Linked DNA regions of Homo sapiens: region 1 is linked to region 2. Evidence: read pairs that join two places in POLR2A ChIA-PET (ENCODE). Cell type or tissue: PC-9. All regions are shown on one strand. Each heading gives the region's core, and the rest is flanking DNA. Links, peaks and the distances in the headings are about the cores only. Region 1 overlaps ELK4 (ETS transcription factor ELK4). Region 2 overlaps LEMD1 (LEM domain containing 1).

Evidence for each region. ChIA-PET counts read pairs that join two places held together with the same protein. Peaks named below come from ENCODE experiments on the same cell type or tissue, not always from the same donor. Only the 100,000 strongest peaks of a DNase experiment are listed, where the experiment ranks them.
Region 1: POLR2A ChIA-PET joins it to region 2 with 18 read pairs; 2 of 35 experiments call an interaction of 5 or more read pairs at or near these places.

What each region holds. Positions count from the first base shown.
Region 1 is chr1:205,607,703-205,616,350 of GRCh38, forward strand. It overlaps ELK4 (ETS transcription factor ELK4), which reads right to left. Exons shown (of 5, transcript NM_001973.4): 5 at 241-8,648. Among named protein-coding and RNA genes, the nearest start is that of ELK4, 20 kb to the right of the region's middle. In PC-9, for the core only: no CTCF peak of the experiment used is centred there; DNase peaks (open chromatin) are centred at 3,409 and 3,679; H3K27ac peaks cover 991 bases.
Region 2 is chr1:205,380,877-205,389,496 of GRCh38, forward strand. LEMD1 (LEM domain containing 1) reads right to left here. Exons shown (of 6, transcript NM_001199050.2): 5 at 3,412-3,488; 6 at 502-980. The coding sequence ends at 782. It overlaps LEMD1-AS1 (LEMD1 antisense RNA 1), which reads left to right. Exons shown (of 4, transcript NR_038425.1): 3 at 1,151-1,268; 4 at 4,357-6,564. Among named protein-coding and RNA genes, the nearest start is that of LEMD1-AS1, 12 kb to the left of the region's middle. In PC-9, for the core only: no CTCF peak of the experiment used is centred there; no DNase peak of the experiment used is centred there.

The DNA.
Region 1 (8,648 bases), core at 649-8,648, 230 kb after region 2:
TCCTTTTATGTCAACAATCATTTTACAATCTCCCCTGTTCACCACCTATCTGAATCTAGACTTTAAATATTTTAATGTAGATACATATCAAATTGTTGAAGGCCAGATTTTAATGATAGCCATTGGGAAAACAACTCTTTCCTGACCCACAGTTAGCATGGATGAAAATGTAATACAGAGACTGTAAAGAGACCACCTCAATGAATGTGAGAGAAGGGAATAAATAATCAATTCAGAAAATCATTTTGTTAAAAATATTTATTTAAAAAAATACAACTGCTGTCCATATCTAGTTGCACATATATCTATTAACATATATGTATACTTTTAGACTTGTAGTAAATTTGCTACAGTGCTTTTGTAAAGCCAGCCTGCATTATACAAAGCAAATTCCTCTGTCAGTTCTTACATAAAATAGATTTTTAAAAATGTATATCTTTCCTAAAAGATGCATATCACCATTATAGAATTTAACAAAATTTTTGCATAAAACCTGGGAAGTGATAGAAAAAATGATCACCTGATTGGTCAGAGCAACCCCTTACTATGTCTGGAGATGCACTGAGTATCAACTACACATTTTTTTTTTCAAGCAGCATATTATTATAAAGCCCTCAAAGTGCTTTTGCATCCTTTCGCTCACCTCTCTACACTCTATAAAGTTTCTCTGCCGTATACAGATAGAATTCAAGACTCTAGCTACAATCATCCTAATCAATCTTAGAGCAATATCCCTTTGTTTCCCAACAGGTAAGTCAGACTGCTTAGCTAGGAGATGTGGCAGCTTCCCTCCAGCTGTTTCATCAACTAACATGAAGTTTAATAAATGTTAGCAGTGACCATTTTAATTGCTTTTTTAGGAAAAAGAAAAAAAAAAGGTGCTTTTAATACTTTGAAGGTGCTTTTTAGGTCTCCCTAATGTAAATTATGCTGAAATCAACTAAGACGAGCTATTATTAACACTTTAACAGTTATCCATTCCTCTGGGTAGGTGTGCACTTACATTATATGTAAGTATCTCTACAAAGTGTTAGATACTGGATATGAGATACAGATTTCAATAAAACAAGGGAAAAAATAAGCAATGAAGTAACTGTCTTCTCAGTTGAGCTGACAGGTTTGAAGAAAGCACTCTTGACATGTTCTTACTACCACATATCCCAAACTAAGACATACACATAAAATAACATATCTCTCCTGTGTTAACACTGATGGAGACGCACTGCAATAGTCCCATGGCAGACATATGCTTTTCTTCTGAATTACAGATTGGCTTAATGAAAATTAAGAGTTTATTATTAAGCATCTTTTAATTTTTAAGTGATGTTCATACTTGACGGTTCAGAAACTGCCACTGCCACTGTGGTTAAATCACTTGGTGTATGGAATTTAAAATAATCTAACCTAGAGCTATTTCCCATTAATCAAACTCATCCCTAATTGTCTCTTAGGAAGGTCTTCTTTAAAGAAGATCGAGTAGGGCTCATGAAAAATTATTGGTTTGTTCTTCAAAATGCAAAGTTACATACCCTTATTTTTTAGCCAATTTGATTATTTGGTAAAGCAAGGGCATAATTTTAAGAAACTAATTTTAATCAAAAATTTTTACTTGCCTCAAACTAAAGCTAACCAGTAGCAAAATGACTGGACTGAATTTCATATTTAATCTTCCCTGCCCACAAAGATAAATGAAACTGCTCAAAGGCAAAAATAAAGAAATATAATTGTGATTAGAAAAGATCCAGGGCCAAAACAAATAAATAGGCCTCAAGGAATAAAAAATTAATTGTATTCGTTTCTTTTCTATCTTTACATATACGCATCTGTCAATTTCACTAATACTGAACAGGGAAGTTCATAAAAATGCTACTCTACCACTTAAACAATAAATGTAAGCAATGAATGTACATACAAAGGCCACTGGTTAATACTGCCCCAAGTAACAAAACAATGAAATGTCAGGATTGTGTCCCCTACACAATAGACAATAAGCAACAATGACCAAACAGAAAAGAAACTTAAAATTGGATACTTTATAAATTTAAGTGTAATCTATCAATTGCAAATTATTTTTAAAAATCGTAAATTTCTACAAAGCACAATATTAAAAGCTTGCAAATTATTTTAAAATATCCTAGCCAAAAGGGCATACCTTACAGAGCCTAGAAGAATGGCTCATTAGGTAACCCATTTATCCCTTCTACAAACACCCTATAAATTCCAGAAAACATAAACAAGAAATAAACCTTACTTCTCTGACCCTCAATATCCTTAAGTTGAAATTAAACAAACAAAATAATCATTAAGTGCTTCCAGTTATTAAAAATGAAACAGTGCTAATATTGGTGCCCAAGAAAGTGCCAAGTGATTAACACCAATATATGGCATTCCCACCCCTGAACTTTAGGCATTCTTGAATGATTCCATTGGCTAGAACTCTGGGCCAGCCACAGGAAACCCCCACCTCCTCCCCGACCCCATCCAGAAGATCCCAGGCCTATGTGAGCATGACTCACAATCCTTGGAAGGGAAAAGAACCAGAAGGAGCCTTTATGAGATGGGAAACAAGGCAAAGTTGAGAAGATCATTCAGCCCAAGACACTCCACTCTGAGGTTTTGGCTAATACTAATGACATACAGTTTAAAAGGATAAATTAGGCCACAATACCAGCATTCCTCCACTACTGTATTCAATCCATGGTCGAATCTCTGTACTTTAGAAATACTGCTTCCAGTATAAACCTCCTCTTTGAGAAACTTACAAACTAATAAAGATTTTACACAAAAGCAAACATAAATGTAGAAATTTTAAGAAAGGACATCCTTATTTGCTCAATAATACATGAACCTAAGAGAACAGTTTACTATGACTTTGTTTAGAGTATGTCACATGTAAGCAGTGTATTTCTAAAATGTTGGTGAGCAATTCATCTTTAAGGCCTACTGAAATGTGCAAAGCATTAATCTTTTAAAAAGTGGCAACTGCAAAGTGCAGCAAATTTTTTTAAGTTTTAGTATAAAATAGACTAGGAGCCATCAATGTATGTTCCCTATGAAAACAGATTTACACGCGCACACACACACACACACACATTCAGTCAATACATCAGTATATATGCATACACATACATTTACTAGGACAATAAATCAGAATGACTTGGAAAAAGAAATGGTCTAGTCTCCCAATTAAATATTTCAAAGTAAAGTTTTCAACCTCATAAAACTTCCTGATGTGGACTATACTCAAATGATTAGCACTCAAGAGATTAACTATGTTTGATTGTATCCCTCATGAATTTTCTTGTTAAAAGTTTCCTTTAAAATTATGTCAACAACAGCATGAATTTCCTGTTTTCTGTAGAAAGCTTAGAGCCAGTATTTCCCCTCTCATACAAACCACTCTGGATTTTCATATTTCACAATAAGTAAGTGTGGATGGCAGCACCTTAGAAATTGCTATTTTCTGGCAGGCTATCAATCTATCATAATTTTTTTCAGAGAAGTGACTTGAAGAAACTGACAGTTTCAAATGAAACAATTATACTACCATTAACGATTCACCTTTCAGATTTGCTCGGCTTACAGGTCAAAACATGACTTGTATAGTAACAGGTTCCACCAAGTACAAGAAATAAAATCAAACCACCTTCTTTTCTTAATACACGACCAACCACAAGAATTCTAGATCCTAAGATTAAACTTCAACTTCAGTAAGCAGAGTTCTGATGACATAAGAGGAATAACAGGGCACTTTGTTTCAGGCAATGCCAGCAACATTAAAACAATAACAAAACATTTGTTGATCCCAAACCAAGAATATAATTCTATTTTCCACAGAACCCAGTCTCTGGTTAGAGTACCTGCTGAAGAAAGACAACTATGGCTGACCTCCACACTTCACTTACACTACTATGGACTGAACAATTAACTTCTCAATACTATTTTAGAAATAATATATTCTATCATAGCTTCAGATGACACACTACATCATGAGTAGTATTTTAACTTTCCTATTGGTTTGGTAATTCATTTAGAGCCCCAGATTTCTGCACAGAGACCTGCATTGGTCTCCAAACTTGTTTTCATACCTAAGAATGGCACCTAAGCACGATTCTAGACTCCTGGCACGGGTAAATAAAACATATACAGTCAATGAGGTTAAAAACAGAACAGACCTATAAAGAAAAGTATTCCTTTAGTTGCTGAAATATCAGATTTTAAAAATCAAAAACTTATTAATGCAGCAAGAAAATGTAACTTGTTATATATTTTAACATAAAGCAACTTGAAATAATTCTAAATTTGTTGGTAAAATATAACATAAGTCCCAAAGAAGTCTGTGAGCAGACTAGTAAAATAAAAATAGAGTCATACCTAACATGAAGATAAGAGACAACAGGCTGACGAAAGTAATAGGAATAAAGCTGTGGAAAACATGTGGTAATGGATTATTATTTGGGAATTTATCAAAAAGAATTAATGTGAAATTTCAAAAGTTGACAATAAGCTCTCCTGAAAAACTCCAAATCTCTAGGATTTCTCCATATATCATAAGAGAGCATCATATATGTTTGGAGATTAGAATGAGAATATCCTGAGTCAGCAGTCTTTAGGAAAAGCGTGTGCTTCTGGAGGGTGCACAAGACAACCAACTGGGGTGTGGGAAGAAAATACTATAACTGCTACTCAAGAATTACTTTTTATGCCATCCTTCACTTCAATTTTTGTGTATTTTTTTATAACACACATATTACTTTGGTATAGCGGTATATAATTTAACATATACCCATATGAATTTTTAATAGGGAAAGTTTTTATGTTCAATAACTCTTACTGATCAATTTGTGTGTTCAAAAAGGCTGGACACTCCTTTTCTGAACCACTGCTTCAGAGGTATTGAGAAGTGGTACTGAGTGGCTCTAAATGTGCTTACATTCACCAAAAACATAAAAGGACACCTTTAAGAACTTAAGAATCATAGTAGAAAGTCAGATCAGGATGAAACAATGTTGTCAGACTGGACGTCACACAATGCAGGGGTGAATGGAACTGAAGTGATACTATCAACAGCCTGGAGTTACAGCTCCAGAATTCCAAACCTCTGATTTACTTAAGTCAGTCTTGACTTTTAAAATCTGTAATATAGTATGTAAATCTTCAAGGAATTTTCCAGTTAAAAAAAATCCAGTAGCCTAATAGAGGCTCATAGGTTTACTGTCCCTATCAAAATTTCAACTGTCAAAATGTGGGAAAAAATTAAACTCATATTTTAACTCTAAGAAGCTTACGGTTGACCTTTCAAGGGCCTCTAATTCTTTTTTTTTTTTCCTGACCGTACTCCTCAAAATCCAGATTGTTTGTGCATACATTTAAAAAAAAAAAAATCAATGGAAATTTCCACCTTTGTTCGAACACATAAAGTATGCCATGAGCAATATAACATCACAAACGTACTGTGACAAACCATTAATAAAGAAGGATTACTAAGCCAGGTGTGGTGGTGCATGCCTGTAGCCCAGCTATGCAGGAGGCTGAGGCAGGAGGATCACTTGAGCCCGGGAGTTTGAGTCCACCCTGGGTAACACACCAAGACTCCATCTCTAAAAAATTAAATTAAAGGATTACTGAAAGATCTCATTTCTAAAAAAAGAAAAAGAAAAAGATCACTGAAGTCAGACATGATATTTTAATTTTGTATTTTGAAAAGTCAGTATATAAATAAGAAAAAATTATTTTAGAAATTATGTGAAAATCCACTCTTGGGTGGAGTAAATGCAATGGTTTGCCAGCACTGGCTCTGAGCCAACTGTGCACATCCTTTCTGAACTCTAAGGTGGTAGCTTGAAATCAGCCACAGGAGGAGTAACTAATTTATATCAAAGAATTTGATATAAAATTCTAATTTATATTAGAATTTTATTTATAATTTATATTTGCAGCAAATGCTACAAATTCAGCGCTCCCCCCCACCCCCACCCCAGAGATCCTGGTTGTTAAACATTTCTAGCACACGACTGAGTGGATAGCGACCAGAGCAGAAGGAAAGCTAAGGTATCAGAGAAGATGTCTCAAAACCCCATTCAATCTGCTCCCCTTCCGTAACTTAGGCTACTGCTGCCCAACAGCATTCATCCTGGCAAAGTGACTAGGGATGGATACGAGCTACAGCTACCAATTACAAGTCTCTCCAGTGAAAACTGATCTGAAGTGGTACATCACCTTTCACACTAAGAATTCTGCATATATTCAACAGAATATGAAGCTGAGACTTTTCCAGGAAGGAGGTAGTCTATAAACAGAACTGTCTGCCTCATACACCTGCAGTAAGGTTGTAAACTTTGACTTAAAAAAGGATACGCACACACACACTTCTCCAAATTAGTTGATCTCAAAGAGATAGCAGATCACCAATCTGTGACAGCCTCACACCTCTGAGAGGCTATAGATTTATGCAAAAAGGACTCACTAAAATGGTTTACTAGGAAGTTGCTTCAACTGAGTTTCAATGGTGCCCTTGGTTCCAAGGTACCTCTGTGCTGAGACAGTTAATTATTAAAAATACTGTCTGTGAAAACAAATCAATGGCTTTTCTCCTTTAATTCAAAAAGATAAAATACCTTTGTGCTTTCAAAATTTAACACATCTAGTTAAATCAACCATCTATATCTACTTATTTAATGTACAAAATGTTAACCTAATTAAAACTATTTCAAAGTGCTGCTGAGAGGTCCAATTTCAAACAGGCATGCAAACTAAATAATTTAATATGGAAAAAAAAGTCCAATATGTCTGTTCCCCATCACTATTAAACAATACCTTTCAACACTACTATTGCACATCTCAGGAACAGAACCTTCAACTGATAACCACAAATGAACCAGTAACAAGTCTCCGACACTACAGATATAAAGGCAGCTCACTGAATATGTTCCCTCTACTACTACTAAGTTAGCTAGCATAGATGTCTTCTTATACAAGAGCTTCTCTACACTGTATATAAGCACATTTAAAGTAAATACCATGCATCTGAAGATGCTAGTTTGTAACAGTGTCAGTCTGAGCCTTCAAGTTCTTACTTCTTCATTTAGTTCATGTGATTCTACAGGATTAGAAGACGAGTTTAACCGGTGGGAGAGATTGGTGGGGGAGGGTGGTAGTGGTGGTGAATGGTGACAACATATAATTTAATCCTGGACTTTAATTTTCAAAAGACTCCACTGTGATACTGATATCAATTCAGTTTGGGGAACCAACAAATCTGTACCTGGCATTGATTACCATATAGTAATATTTTAAAAATTTGGTAATGTAGAGAATAAGGCCTACATTTTTTACTACTAATATGAACAATCCAATCCCTATGTATAAGCATTCCCAAATGAACTCTGCTCTTCCCCATTTAAAAAAAAAAAGTTGAAAGAAATAAGCACATCTGAGCCTGCGCCTTTGGGAGGCTGAGGTGGGCGGATCACAAGGTCAAGAGATCAAGACCATCCTGGCCAACATGGTGAAACCCCGTCTCTACTAAAAATACAAAAATTAGCCAGGCGTAGTGGCGCATGCCTGTAGTCCCAGCTACTCAGGAGGCTGAGGCAGGAGAATTGCTTGAACCCGGGAGGCGGAGCTTACAGTGAGCTGAGATCGCGCCACTGCACTCCAGCCTGGGTGATAGAGCAAGACTCTGTCTCAAAAAAAAAAAAAAAAAAAAAAAAAGGAAATAAGCACATCTTCGCTCCTGACTGGGGAGGCTTCACTTTGAATTCTACCTTCCTAACTGCATCTTTAAAACTATCATAACCTCTAACAACCTTAAACATAAAGGAAAGGTGATAAATGTATAGTAGAAAATGAGGTAAAATGAACAGGAAAAAGACAGGTCCTTCACTTGGTTATCTTCTAATTGAGAAAACCACTACATGTTGTTTCAAGTTATCTGATCGAATCTTTTACTCAGAGATGTTTCAAATATTCAAAATCCAAGTTCATCCTCCTAAAAGTGATCATTTCCCATGCTGTATTCCATGGGCATATAATCATACCACCCAGAGGGCAAAGAGCATTTCTGTGCTAGATGTGAGGTCCCATATTCTTACTAGGTGTTCCAAAAACTGTCTTAAACCCCAGGTCTAAAAATCTTTCTATAGTGAAATAGACTAGCTCCATGCTCTGTTGACAGGTTCAGACAGGATCATACATATGGCTAAGAGATCCACCCTGAATAAAGGTAAACAAGATGCCTTTTCATGGAGTTGCTTACACGTTATAGTTCACACAAAACAATCTCCCCAGTATGACTGCTCCAATCTTACTTTGTATGAATAGGAATGATTCTTCTTCTTCCACTGCTTAGGAACAGCTCACTTTAAGTCATTCAACAGAGCACACTTAGTCCTAAAGATGCCAATTCATTTCACAAATATTTCTTTAAATAATAGATTCTAAGCATAATTTTTCCTGGCCAAAGGGTCCCAATAGCCAGAAGGAGTAACTTTGTTCTTAATTGCTTTTGCAAAGCACAGTCACTAAAGCCCACCAAAAACTTCTTCAGCACAAAGCTCAAAATATTTTTAAAGGAGAAAAGAAAAGGAAGGAAGGAAAGAAAAAGAAAAGGAAAAGACAGAGGGAGGTGGAGTTTAGACTCCAATTAA
Region 2 (8,620 bases), core at 621-8,620:
TAGCTCCTCCCATATTGTGCCAAAGTGTAACATTGCTTAAGCATTTATTGAGTGCTTGCTACAAGTCAGGTGTGGACCACACTAAGTCCACTACTCACATTATTTCCTCAAATTCTTCATCACCCTAAGAGGCCTATTCTACCCCTATTTTTGAAAGCTGAAATTGAAACTCCAGGAGGACAACTAACTCACCCAAGGTCACAGGGCCGATAAAGAGAGGAGCCGGGTGCCTACACAGCTCTGCCTGGTCCCTGAGGCCATGGTTATTACATTCCTTTGTCAGATGGTAATTTTTTAGAACCTTGCTAAGTTTCAAAGGCAAAAATGCTATCCTGTTCTAAATTGTTTTCATGGTGTTGGACATTTCTTTGTGTTTACTAAACTAGACACATTCTTCTGCTGTAAATTAGCTGTTTCCCAGAATTGGCTATACAATTGGAGGAGTGAATAAAATGCGACCTATGGCTTGTCACCATACTTAGAAAGAAAAACGCCAGACAGTTTCCTTGTTTGACGCCTGCTCAAATATGGAAGCACCTTTAATGAGAGTTGACATGACTTGGGGGATTTCCTAACCATCATGCTCTTAACACAGGTGCCTGGTTAGGCAGGTTCCTTCCACCTGGCTGAGCCCAGACACCGATCTGTGAGAGCAGCACAGTGCAAGGGAAGGCTCCCTGCAAGGGAGGGCTGCAGGCTAGGCTGGCCCTTCAGGGTAGTGTTTTGGTTCTTTCCTGAAGCAGGAGGCCTCGCTTGGAGCATTGCTTTGCTCCTAAATTACTTAACCAAACAGCGACTTATTTTCCACAGTCAGGTAGACAAACACCACAATGATGAAAATACCAAGCACAGCAAGCTTCAAGCCCACTGGGAAACCTTCTTCTCTCCAGCTCTCGATAGTCTGGTCTTCCGCGCAGTAGTCTCTCTCTTTGGTGATAGTCCCATATGTGATTCTGGTGCTTGGTGCTCTTGCAGCCCACCTGTGAAAACATCAGTGGCTCTTAGGATTGTGGACAGCTGTGGTGCACTTGAGTAGCCCCTTAAAGTGTGTGGGTCTTGAAGCCCAAGGGTGCAGTCATGGTGGGGCTTTAGAGGTAGCCTCTCCTTACTAAAAACCTAGGCTAATTTCTTTTTTTTTCTTTTAAGACAGGATCTTGTTCTGTTGTCCAGGCTGGAGTGCAGTGGTACAATCACAGCTCACTGCAGCCTTAACCTCCTGGGCTCAAGACATCCTCCCACGTCTGCCTCTCGAGTAGCTCGGACCACAGGTACATGCCACCACCCCCAGCTAATTAAAAAAAAAAATTTCGTAGGCCAGGTGTGGTGGTTCACACCTGTAATTCCAGCACTTTGGGAGGCCAAGGCAGGCAGACTGCTTGAGCCCAGGAGTTCGAAACCCTGTCTCTACAAAAAATATAAAAATTAGCTGGGCATGGAGGCTGAGATGGGAGAATCAGTTGAGCCGAGGAGTTTGAGGCTGCAGTGTACTATGATTGTGCCACTGCACTCCAGCCTGGGTGGCAGAATGAGACCCTGTCTCCAAAAAAATTAAAAAATAAATTTTTTTGTAGAGACGAGGGCTCACCATGTTGCCCAGGCTGGTCTCAAACTCCTGGGCTCAAGGGATCCTCCCACCTCAGCCTCCCAAAGTGCTGGGATTACAGGCGTGAGCCACTGTGCCCAGTCTCTAATTTCAACAAGTGATACTAACAGCGTATTGGGGGATATGAGGTCTCTCAAATCCCACAAAACATTTCTTCATTGTTTCCACCCACTTGTGTATCACTTCTCAATGCCGGCATAAAGCCTGACTTGGCACAGGCCTTGCAGATCCCCAAGTCCTCGCTGGGAAATTGTATAAGTGGATGGGAAGCCTCAGTACTCAGGCCCCCTCCTTCCTCCCTTCTCAAGTACAAACACCACCTTTCAGGGTGGAGAGGAAAAGCGCCTTTGCAATCTGCTTATTTTGCACTTAAAAAGGCAAGAGTACTTTCTGAAATTTTTTTGCAAGAGCCTTATGTTTCCACTAGCCTAATTCTGCAAAACCTGCTGAAGTTTATTCAGAAGTTAGGAAACTCTCCAGAAAGCTTTACTTTCTGACTAATACAATTGCCTGTCTTGAGCTTTTATTTGAACTACTTACTCTTTTTATTCGTTTTTAAAAATTGATACATAATAGATTTACATATTTGAGGGTATATGTAATTTTATATTACATACATATTTTTTTGAGACAGGGTCTCACTCTGTTGCCCAGGCTGGAATGCAGTGGCGTGATCATAGCTCACTGCATTGCAGCCTTGAACTCCTGGGCTCAACTAATCCTTCTGCGTCAGCCTCCCAGGTAACTGGGACTGTAGGCACATACCACCATGCCTGGCTAATTTTTAAATTTTTCTGTAGAGACAGGATCTCACTATTTTGCTTAAGCTGATCTCAAACTCCTGGCCTCAAGTGATCCTCCTACCTCAGCCTCCCAAAATGCTGGGATTACAGGCATGAGCCACTGTGCCCAGCCAACATGTGCTATTCTGATACCTTCATATAATGTGTAAAGATCAAATCAGGGTAATTAGGATATCCACCACCTTAAATATTTATCTTCTCTTTATGCTAGGAATGTTTAAATTATTCTCTTCTAGCTATTTTGAAGTGTTCAATAGGTTATTGTTAACTAAAGCCACTCTTCTGACCTATTGAACCCTAGGTCTTATTTATCCTATTTAACTGTGTATTTATATCCTTTTTTTTTTTTCTTTTTTCTTTTTTTTTTTTGAGGCAGAGTCTCGCTCTGTCACCCAGGCTGGAGTGCAGTGGCATGATCTCGGCTCACAGCAAGCTCCGCCTCCCTGGTTCAAGCAATTCCCCTGCCTCAGCCTCCCGAGTAGCTGGGATTACAGGCGCATGCCACCACGTCTGGCTAATTTTTTTGTGTTTTTAGTAGAGATGGGGTTTCACCATGTTGGCCAGACTGGTCTCGAACTCCTGACCTCAGGCAATCCATCTGCCTCAGCCTCCCAAAGTGCTGGGATTACAGGCAAGAGCCACCGCACCCGGCCTTATATCCTTTACATTTTTTTTTTTTTTTTTGCCTCTTGCCCACCTTCCAAGGCACAAATAGAAAGAAATGTTTCCAAATGGCTACACATCAGGAGACTTGGGCTGTGATCTCAGTCCACTGCGACTTTTGCCCTGTCTTCCCAGTTCTCCCGGGCCTATTTCCTTATCTCTAAATATGAACAATGAACTAGTAACTTTGGCTTTGAAATTGTTGGATATTACAAATCTTTCTCCTTTCTCAACAGATTCTTTTCAGGCTAAACCCTTCACAGAAATCTGAATAATTAGTTTTTTCCAGAGCTACAGAATACAATAATATCAATTTCCACATATGCTAAAAAACATCATTACCTTCTTCCCTTGGAAGGCTTATAATCCAAGCAATAGGTATCTACAGCTTTGCGTTTAGTGGTGGAAGCCTCAGGCCACTGATAAACAGAAAGAAAATGTCAAGAGGAATTTGTTTCCAATGTCTTATACAAATAACCTTGGTTTTTATTCTAGAAAAAGTCACATAATATGCCAAAAGTTCTTGGCACATTAGGTAGTTTGGTACTTTAAAATACAAACTTGTTTGTCTTTATTCAAGAATTAGCAAAAACATCTAAGTTCCATGGAGTAATATTTTACTTCAGTGACTCGCATGAGAACAATACACATACAAGGGACTAGGGCCACGTGATGAGAACAGCACTCTGTTCTTAAATATCAGCTCTATTTTGCTTCTTTATTTGTACTTTATTGCTTGGAGCTCTTTTTTATGAGCATGCATCATTTTCTACAAAGAATAAAGTAATTTTAACAAAGCAAGTTGACTATGAACAAGGACTAGAAAATAATTTAGGAGAACGAAATGTTGCTTTGTAAGAGAAGTAGGAGCAATTGTAGGGGACTCCCAGGAATGTGAAGATGGGATGTCAGATGATGTTGCTAATTCTATTGATCAAGCGCTAAGCCCCATTTACCCATTAACTCACTGAGGCCTTCCAGTGAGCACCACCTGCGAGGGAGCACTCCACCCCTATCTAGTAAGCACTATTCTGTTCTGGAAATGAGTCTGAGACACAGAAAGGTTAAGTAACTTGCTAGAGGCTACACAGTATTATCAGTGGAGAACTACGTGCTTGGACTACTACACTAGACTTCTCTCTACCCTTCAGTTTCTAAAAGTAATTTCCCCCATAGGAAATCTTGATTACTCTCATCCACTCAGATCACTCTTCTATGCTATATTTCTTCAGCCCTAATATACACATTTTGTACTGTAGTGTTTTGTTTGTTTGTTTTTGGAGACAGAGTCACCCAGGCTGGAGTGTAGTGGCACGATCTTGGCTAACTGTAACCTCTGCCTCCTGGGTTCAAGTAATTCTCCTGCCTCAGCCTTCTAAGTAGCTGAGATTACAGGCACTCTTCGCCGCGCCTGGCTAATTTTTGTATAATATTTTTAGCAGAGACGGGGTTTTGTCATGTTGGCTAGGCTGGTCTCAAACACCTGGCCTCAAGCAATCCACCCGCCTCAGCCTCCCAAAGTGCTGGGATTACAGGTGTGAGCCACTGTGTCCAGCCCTTATGTTTTATTTATTCATTTAACAATTATTTGTTGCGTGCTGCTGAGTGCCAGGCCTGACGCCGGCTGTGAAGATTTCAGAAGGGCCTGCCAAACCGTCCCTGTCCAAAACAGCTCACTATCAAGCATGGTTATTTTGTAAGTGTTCTGCACTGGCTTCCTTCTTCCCTAATCAGACCATCTGTTGGATCTCATGGAGCTGTCTCCTATTTCTCTGTAATCAAGCCACAGTATCTAACATTTGGGGCCACTGGTAACTTGCCGTCTACTCCCATGCTGGAAGCCCAGGACCCTTGAACATAAGAGGCGCCTTCTGACACCTGCGGTGCTGTCAGAGCCTGCAGGCTGCAGACAGTGAGTCAGGAACTGGAGAATTCCCAGGAGTGGTATAAGGAGCTGGGACTCGCGTCAGACAGGGAAAGGACTGACAGAGACCAGGACAGAACAAGAAGCACAAGGAAAGTCAAGAGGAGAGTAATGACCGCAATCCCAAGGTAGACTGGACTGGAGTGTCTGGAGGGTCCGACAGGAGAAGGGCATTTGTGTTCATCACGGAGCTACTAGGAGAAAGAAGAGCCTGGGTCTTAGCAAGGATGTGGTCAGGACACAACAATAGAGTGGACCCCTCCAGTGAGTGTGGACTATGACTTATGGCAGGCCCAAGGGTCCCAGCGCAGGGTGGGGTGGGGAGGGCATGGCTTGCTGTAGCATCACGCACTGCTAGTCACCATCTACCCAGTACAGGTCACCAATGATGGAACAGCTACAGCCTCCTCCCCTTCCCCTGTACTCCCTGTGCCCCCTTCTTTTTTTTTTTTGAGATGGAGTCTCGTTCTGTCACCCAGGCTGGAGTGCAGTGGCGCGATCTCGGCTTACTGCAAGCTGCGCCTCCCAGGTTCACGCCATTCTCCTGCCTCAGCCTCTCGAGTAGCTGGGACTACAGGCACCTGCCACGATGCCTGGCTAATTTTTTATATTTTTTAGTAGAGGTGGGGTTTCACTGTGTTAGCCAGGATGGTCTCGATCTCCTGACCTTGTGATCCGCCCGCCTCAGCCTCCCAAAGTGCTGGGATTACAGGCCTGAGCCACCGCGCCCGGCCCCTGTGCCCCCCTTCTTAAACATGTTCTCAACAGTGGTTTAGCGATACCCAAGCAAGGCCTTTGCATATGTGGGAAGTTGTGCACCATGCAAGAGTGCCACATGCAAACAGCACCTTTCCCCGTGTAGACACTGTAGATTTACATACCCTTACCACATACCCTTCCAGGAACAGGGAAGCAAAGGCTCTTGAGGAAGAGATTTCCCACAAAGGTGCTATGTGGGTTAGTGTTGGCATGCTCACCAAGAGATATTTCAAGCTATTTCCAAGGGTATTGGAAAAATCATTTATAAGCAAATTCTTTTTTTACTTATGGAAAATTTTAAGCATATACAAAAATAGACAACAGTATCATGAACCTCTACATATCCATCACATGCAACTTCTTTTTAATTCGCTTAAATTTAAAAATAGATACGTGAAATAAAGCATTTGGGGCAGAAGTTCATTGCAAAATCAAATGATAGAATTTCACAGCTCCTAGGCAATCAAATACTCCCCTTGTGCCATAAGGAGATTTAGGCCTTTTATTTCCTTTTCTTTTACAATTTGTTTTCTTTGCTATCATTCATATGTAGAGTTCTCCTGCAGTATGTAGAAGGTGGACATTGTCATTTTCAAAAATGGAGTAATTATGGCCTATCTACCTGACTGTGCAGCTATCAATAATAATTATTATTATAAAGGCCATATAACAGGGAAAAGCATTATTGATTAGTGTTAATAAACGGTATAAATTGTACATAAACAGTGATGTCTACTGTGTGAACATATACTAGATATGCATGTAAACAAAAACTAGAGGTAAATTGAAAAAATAAAATCAGTTTTTGCATCAAGTGGTGTGTTTGCAGTTGATTTATATTTCATCTTTTAAAAAATTCCATTAATGCTGTTATAATATGATTTTCACTATAAACAACATTTACAGTGGAGCTAAAAAATATTGGTGTTTATTAAAGCAGTGGCTCAGTGAGGGTAAATGGCACCCAGGAGACACATAATATCTTTGCTCTCTTCTCCTTAGGCCCAGAGCTAGAATCTGCAAAGATGGCTGTTTTAGCAAAGCATTTGGAGCCCAGAGCTGGGGAATATGTGGCCCCCTCTGCTTTTCCACCCTCTTTGCTATACCTCGGCATTCAAGTCCGAAAATTCCACCACACTCCCAAGGCCTGAAGCATATTGCTGGCCACAGCTGTAGTTAGTTATAAAAGTAGTAAGTCAGAGATATGCCAATACAACAAACTGTGACTGTCTCACTACAACACTAGCTAACACGTATATGGCATTCCCTGTGCACCAGGCACCATTCTAAGCATTTTACATCAGTAAACTAATTTCATTCTCAAAACCACCCTATGTGAAAGGTGCTTTTATTGTGCCCATTTTACAGATGAGAACCCTGAGGCATGGAGCGTTTAAGTAGCTTGCCCATGCTTACACAGCTGGTGAGGCAATGGAGCTAAGAGCCCCACAGTCCCTGCCCATAATCACCACATGGTACTGCAGCATGATAGTGGAGGGAATTAGAAATACCATGTTCTGAACATCTATTATCTTGGGCATTTAACATACTTCAATTCACTTAATCTTTCTTTCTTTTTTTTTTTTTTGTGACAGAGTCTTGCTCTGTTGCCAGGATGGCGTGCAGTGGCGTGATCTCGGCTCACTGCAATCGCCGCCTCCCAGGTTCAAGTGATTCTCCTGCCTCAGCCTCCTGAGTAGCTGGGATTACAGGCGCGAGCCACAACACCCAGATAATTCTTTTGTATTTTTAGTAGAGACGGGGTTTCACCAGGATGGCCTTGATCTCCTGACCTTGTGATCCAACTGCCTCGGCCTCCCAAAGTGCAGGGATTACAAGTGTGAGCCACCATGCCTGGCCAATTCACTTAATCTTTCTAACAACTCTAGGAGGTAATTATTACAGTCACCGTTTTACAGAGGAGGAAGTAGAGGCTTAGGGAGCTGAGTTATTTGCCCTAGACAACACAATTCATAAAAGGCATAGCTATAATTTAAACCCAGATATTCTGGCTCCAATGCTGTAAAAATACATTTCTATTATTATAGAAGAACTCATCATTGAAAATATGTCAAAACATGTTTTTAAAAACTTTTCATTAATTAATAAATTATCAAAATCATTAATTTCCTACGGAAGTAACATTTTTAGTCAATAGTTCCATTCTTAATTTCTCGGATGAATTGACATTTTCATAAGGGTGTTTTTTTCCAGGTGGACTATTTTGTGCTAATTCTGGCCTACTTAGGTATATCACAGTCAGTCTGAAATAATATTGCATATGACATTTTATGTCATACTGTATCACATTACAGTTAACTACAAAACACTGGGCTAACATCCAGAGCCAGAAAGAACAATAATCATTTTGTATTCTCATTAAAATCACCAAAAAGTACATTTGCTTTCTTTTTTTTTTTTTTTTTTTTTTTTTTTTTGAGATAGAGTCTTGCTCTGTCGCCCAGGCTGGAGTGCAGTGCCACAATCTCGGCTCACTGCAACCTCCGCTTCCCGGGTTCAAGCAATTCTCCTGCCTCAGCCTCCCGAGTAGCTGAGACTACAGGTGCATGCCACCATGCCTGGCTAATTTTTGTATTTTTAGTAGAGATGGGGAGTCACTATGTTGGCCAGGCTGGTCTTGAACTCCTGACCTTAAGTGATCCACCCACCTCAGCCTCCCAAAGTGCTGGGATTACAGGCGTGAGCCACTGTGCCCAGCCTACATTTGGTTTTTTAAAAATAATCTACCTTGACTAGAGCCATCACTAACTGTCCATAAAGAAATACAAGTTTGTTTGCATTTCCACAAGACATATATTTACCGTGTAGGCTTGAAGTTGGCCAAAATTTCACAGGCTGACACCTGCA